2 separate regions of the Homo sapiens genome follow, and region 1 is linked to region 2. Evidence: chromatin contacts called from ENCODE Hi-C or POLR2A ChIA-PET data. All regions are on one chromosome and are shown on one strand. Each heading gives the region's core, a stretch centred on a gene start or an enhancer-like site at or near the end of the contact. The rest is flanking DNA. Distances are from core to core; before and after follow the strand shown.

Evidence for each region. A loop is a pair of places that touch in the nucleus more often than their neighbours do. ChIA-PET counts read pairs that join two places held with the same protein, here RNA polymerase II (POLR2A). Pooled maps may share reads with other maps.
Region 1: a pooled map shows a loop between it and region 2 (3-fold over the local background). The contact joins two enhancer-like sites. A Hi-C loop is called at or near these places in 2 of 168 maps with a recorded cell type or tissue (CD8-positive, alpha-beta T cell and naive thymus-derived CD4-positive, alpha-beta T cell), 1 of 37 single-sample maps with no recorded cell type and 9 of 50 pooled maps. POLR2A ChIA-PET finds 5 or more read pairs at or near these places in 5 of 52 experiments (BJ, T-cell, activated B cell and 2 more).

Annotation. Positions count from the first base shown.
Region 1 is chr18:9,060,702-9,063,577 of GRCh38, forward strand. LOC124904243 (a long non-coding RNA gene) reads right to left here. Exons shown (of 2, transcript XR_007066278.1): 2 at 730-2,057. Among named protein-coding and RNA genes, the nearest start is that of NDUFV2, 41 kb to the right of the region's middle. Within about 2 kb of position 1,555, at least 5 of the 41 ENCODE cell types and tissues checked have a DNase peak (open chromatin) inside an H3K27ac peak, as active enhancers do.
Region 2 is chr18:9,183,650-9,186,397 of GRCh38, forward strand. The region is part of intron 2 of ANKRD12 (ankyrin repeat domain 12); the gene reads left to right. Among named protein-coding and RNA genes, the nearest start is that of ANKRD12, 48 kb to the left of the region's middle. Within about 2 kb of position 1,407, at least 3 of the 41 ENCODE cell types and tissues checked have a DNase peak (open chromatin) inside an H3K27ac peak, as active enhancers do.

The DNA of each region.
Region 1 (2,876 bases), core at 305-2,804, 120 kb before region 2:
TCCCCCAGCACTTCCATAGGCATCTGCTGGATGGTCCCTCACTGGGCATCAGCACCACACAGAAGGGAGGTGGTCTCCATAGTAATTAATGTGAATGAGGAGAGTCAGCACACCAGTGGTCTAGCCAGGCTAAAATTTCTTAAAAGGAAATGGCGAACTGATTTTCTTTGTAAAAATTCAGGCCCTGCTCTTTTTCTTTCTTTCTTTCTTTCTTTTTTTTTTTTTTTTTTTTTTTTTTGTGGCCTGGCCAACTGTCCCTCCCTAGGCAAAAGTGGACTTGGATTTCTTTTGTTTCAGCAATCATTATCTGCTACCTTTACTCTAAAAATGCACTTTCCACCTGTCCCCATCTTCTACTTAAGCCTAAGGGATTACAAAAGGACTCATGTTTACCACTATATGTTGAATCAAGGAGTATCAACAAATTGGAAATTAGCCTAATCCCTTAAACTTCATATAATCTGTTTCCTTCATTTTGCTCCCATCTCCAAATATTTCATTCAGTACCAAAGTCCCCAAGAGAAAATGGATTCCTTCCTAGCTGGACCTGGGGCATCTGGCCAGATCCCCATCATGTTTCACCCCAAGCTACCCCTTAATCCCAGATGGAGCTTTAGACTCCTTTGAGAGAGATGAGGCCTGTCAAGAACTGTAAAAGCTCTGGAACTTTCTCCAACTTACACTGTTAACTGTTTCATTGATGCTGGCAGAAGACATAAGACTCTTGGGTCAGAGACAAAGGATTTTATTACTAACAGCACAGCACAGCAAACAACATGAGCATATTTGCACTAGTTCCCTTCCCCATACACAACACAGGGATGACATGATAGTCCTAGATGATACCTGCGCATGCAGTGGGTTGCATTACAGGAGAGGAACCCAGGGCTAAGGGCCCAGCCCTTGAGCAAGCAGCAAATAAGCCAGTCTTTCTCCACTTTGACCTGCTTAATTGCCTGTGTGACTAACCAGAGAAACCATTCAGTATCAGGAGACAGATCAGTCTTAAAATCCAGTACACTCGGCTGGACGCAGTGGCTCACACCTGTAATGCCAGCACTTTGGGAGGCCAACGAGGGCGGATCACCTGAGGTCAGGGTTTCAAAACTAGCCTGGCCAACATGTCTCCACTAAAAATACAAAAATTAGTCAGGCGTGGTGGTGGATGCCTGTAATCCCAGCTACTCGGGAGGCTGAGGCAAGAGAATAGCTTGAACCCAGAAAACGGAGGTTGCAGTGAGTTGAGATCACGCCACTGCACTCCAGCCTGAGCGACAGAGTGAGTGAGACTCCGTCTCAAAAAAAAAAAAAAAAAAAAATCCAGCACACTCAGCAAGAACAGGCAGGGACCTTCAGGGTCCATGGTGGGCTGCCTTTCCCAATAGGACCCACATACTTCTCATTATTCTGATCTTTCCTTCAGAATTACCTAGTCCAAGGGAGTACAACACTGAGAGCTAGTGGCCCTGGCTAGCTGTTAAAGACTGCGAGAAAAGTACTACTAGTTGCTGAAGGAAAACGGATTGTGGGATGTAAATTTGTCTCCTTATATTTAAACAAAAACACTCAAAACCCTCTTCCCCAACCCTTCTACTGTTTCAGTTCCTACTGGTCTGTTCTGTAAGTTCTCAGTTCCTGTTAGATTGTAATACTGAAAAAGAAACCCTGTCTACCCTCTAAGTTGGATGGAGAATTCAACATAAATAAGAAAGATATATCTACTAAGCAACTGAAACTTAATATGTCCAAAACCAAACTTCTGGACTTCTTCACACACCATGCTGTCTTCTCCCATACCTTCCCCTCCATAGAGAAGGTAACCATCATCCTTCCAGGCGCTCCTGCCAGCAGTCTCGGAATCAGGCTTGATTCCTCTTTTTCTCTCCCATTTCATGGCTTGCTCAACCTCCCAGGCTATCCAGAACCTGAGTGGCTCCCTTCCTCCATGATGAAGCCACCATCACTTCTTGCCTGGATTGTTGCAGTAGCCTCCAAACTGTTTTTCTGCTTCAGTCTTTACTTTCTCACACCATTCTCAATTCAGCAGCCACAGGGTCCTTTCCAAATGGAAAACCACATCATATCTCTTCCTACTCAAAACCTCCCATTGACTCCTAACTCATTCAGAATAGAAGGCCAGCCAGGTGTGGTGGTGAACACTTGTAGTCCCAGCTACTCAAGAGGCTGAGGGGAGGACAGCTTTAGCCAAAGAAAGAAGAAGGAGGAGGAGGAGGAGGAGGAGGAAGAAGAGAAGAAAGCTAACTCCTTGTAGTGACGTGCAAGGTCCTACATCTCTTTGATCTGATTACTGTCCTCTCACGGCCTCCCCATGCCCCACCCCCCAATACCTGGAACACAAATGCCCATGCCTGGCCCTTGGCATATGCACAACCCCTCCCTCCGCCCGGATGCCCCCTCCACCAGCTGTCCACGGGGCTTATTCCTGCTGCTTCTTCAGGGCTCCCCTACCCCAGCATTCCCCATTGCTTTATTTGTTTGTTTGTTTTGAGACAGAGTCTCACTCTGTCGCCCAGGCTGGAGTACAATGATGCAATCTTGGCTCACTACAACCTCCACCTCCCGGGTTCAAGCGATTCTCCCACCTCAGGCTTCTTAGTAGCTGGGATTACAAGCGCCCACCACCGTGCCTGGCTAATTTTTGTATTTTTAGTAGAGATGGGGTTTCGCCATGTTGCCCAGGCTGGTCTCGAACTCCTGAGCTCAAGTAATCTTCCCACCTAGGCCTCCCAAAGTGCTGGGATTACAGGCGTGAGCCACCATGCCCAGCCCCCTGTGTTATTTTTATCCATAGCACTTATCACTATCTGAGGTAGTGAAGATGTCTATTTCCTTGTTATGATCTGTTTCCTCTGACT
Region 2 (2,748 bases), core at 157-2,656:
TATCTGTGAATAAAGATAATTTTACTTCTTTTCCAGTCCGGATATTTCTTTTTTTGTTTGATTACCTTTACTTCTCGCCCCCCTTTTTTCCCCGATTACACTGGCAAACTCTTCTTGATTACAGTACTTAGTCCACTTACATTTAATGTAATTATTGCTATGACTTATATCTGATGATAATTTATATGTGCAGTTTTGCTCTTTATTGTATATTTCATGTCTTTTTTGTTACCTCTTTTATGTTGCCATTTTTGGTTTTAAATATTTTTCAGTGTACAATTTTAATTTCTCTAATTTTTTTAAACTGTTTTTTGATGTATTATCTTAGATGTTGATCCTGGAGATTGTAATACACATCCTAATTGATCACAGTCTACTTACAGGTTGATATTGACACAATTCCAGTAAAATATAGCAGCTTTGCTTCAATATAGCTCCATTTTCTTCCTTTGTGTTATTTATATAACATCGATTACATCTAGATATGTGATTAACCCAACAAAAGAATGTTATAATTGTTTGATACAAAATGTTATCTTTTAAAGAAATAAGAGAAATCAATGTTTATGTAGTTTCAGATTTCCCTACAAATTTACTGATTTTGGTGTTCTTAATTTCTTCCTATGGATTTAAGTTACTATCTGGTGTAAGAATTTTCCTTAGTACTTACTATAAGGCAAGTCTTCAGCCATGGTTTCTGTCAGTCTTTTTTTGATCTAGGTAGGAATATCTTGATATGGCCATTTTTTTTTCCTTTTTGAGACAGAATTTTGCTCTCTTACCCAGGCTGGAGAGTGCAGTGGTGTGATCTCAGCTCACTGCAGCCTTGACCTCCCAGGCTCAAGCAATCCTTCCACCTCAGCCTCCTGAGTAGCTGAGACCGCAGGTGCACACCACTATGCCCAGAGATAGGGTTTCATCATGTCGCCCAGTCTAGTCTGAAACTCCTGGCCTCAAGTGAGCCACCTGCCTCAGCCTCCCAAAGTGCTGGGATTACAAGTGTGAGCCACCACACCCTGGCCGATGTTGCCATTTTTAATAAGTAGCTTTATTGAGATATAATTCGCATGCCATACATTTAAAGTATACAATTCAGTTGTTTTTATATTTACAGAGTTGTATGGTCACAACCACAATCAATTTTAGAAGTTTCACCCCAATATATACTCTTGAGAGAATGAGAAAGATAAAAATAACATCTTAAATGTTATTATGAAGATACTGACGTTGCAGATCTCCTCAGTTGATCTCACGGACTATAATTTGAGAACTGCTATACCAGTGTAATAAGCTCATTAATGAAACTACTGAGTGATGGGAGGAAAAAAGGAGAGAATGCTACTTAACAGGTTCAGCGATAGCCTAATAGTAGAATTAGGTACTTAATCTGGGTTCTCAAGGATGAATCCGTATTTGACCAGAAGGAAAGTGAAAGTAAAGGGTAGTATAAGCGAAAGAAACAGCAAATGAAAAACAAACTTCAGTTGGGATGTAGCCTATGAAGGATGGAGGATAGGAGGTGAGTCTAGCACTAGACAAGGAGCAGTTCATTATAGCCTTGTGTGCCTTGCAAAGGATCTTGGAACTTATTCTGTAGTCAGTGAGTCAGGAGGGAAGGGTCATAGAAAGAACCAGTCAGAATGCTATTTGATAAAATATAAGTAGGAGGCAGTGTGGGCAGTGGCTTTTGGGATGAAGAGAAGTTGGCAGATCGAAAAGCTGTTGAATGAATTAAACTTGTGTGTGAAGAAAAAATAGTCTGGGTCCATTCTGAGGTTTGTTTCCATTACTAGGTTAATGATTGGGCCATTTCCTGAAAGGAAATTCAAGAGAAAGAACAGGTTGTTTTGAATAAGTTTGCTTTGTACTTGCTGAACTGAGTTGGCCCTGGGAACATTCAAGTAGAAATGTTTAGTAGGCAGTTGCATATGAGTGTAAGAACTCAAAACAAGTCTGGATTGGAAATAAATATATGAGGATATGTAGAAAGTATGGAGAAGAGTGTACAAAGAGTGTATAAAGTGGCACAAGAATGGAGGAGGATAGACCCTGAGGAATTCAAATATTTTAGGAGGAGTAAAGAGACAAGGAAAGAGGAGGACAGAGAGAGAACCAAGGGAGGTTCCACAGAGAATGGCTAAAGGGAAGAGAGAGTCTGCACTGCCAAATGCAACAGAGGTTAAGAGGAAAGATGAGGCCATTGAAACATTTTAAATGACCTTGATGAAAGTAGTTTGCGTGGAGATGTGGGGACAGAATGCAATGTTAGATTTGAAGAAAGCATTATAACTTTTATTTCTGCATGTTTAAGTATAGTGAAGATTATATTTGTGGAAATTCATCTGGGCTGCTTGATGCCACTTTTTGGATTTGAATTTATGAGGCTAAACTGAATGAAGCTTTAATTGTTCCTATGTACTTTTCATGTATCTTTTGAAAGTTGTCACGAAATAAGTAGTGCCTGAATATTGCCCTCCTAAAAGTGTGATTTTTTTTTTTTTTTTTTTTTGAGACGGAGTCTCGCTCTGTCGCCCAGGCTGGAGTGCAGTGGCGCGAAAAAGTGTGATTTCTTAAAAGTGTAGCAACAATAGCAAAAACCAAATACTTCACTAACATATTTCTGTTTAAAACATTCCCTAGGTAAGTTAAGAATACTTGTTAATCATTGGATTTATAAAATAAATGGCAAGAATGAATACAAACTATTACATTCCTCTAGTTAACAAATTTTTGGCTTACATAAAGGGA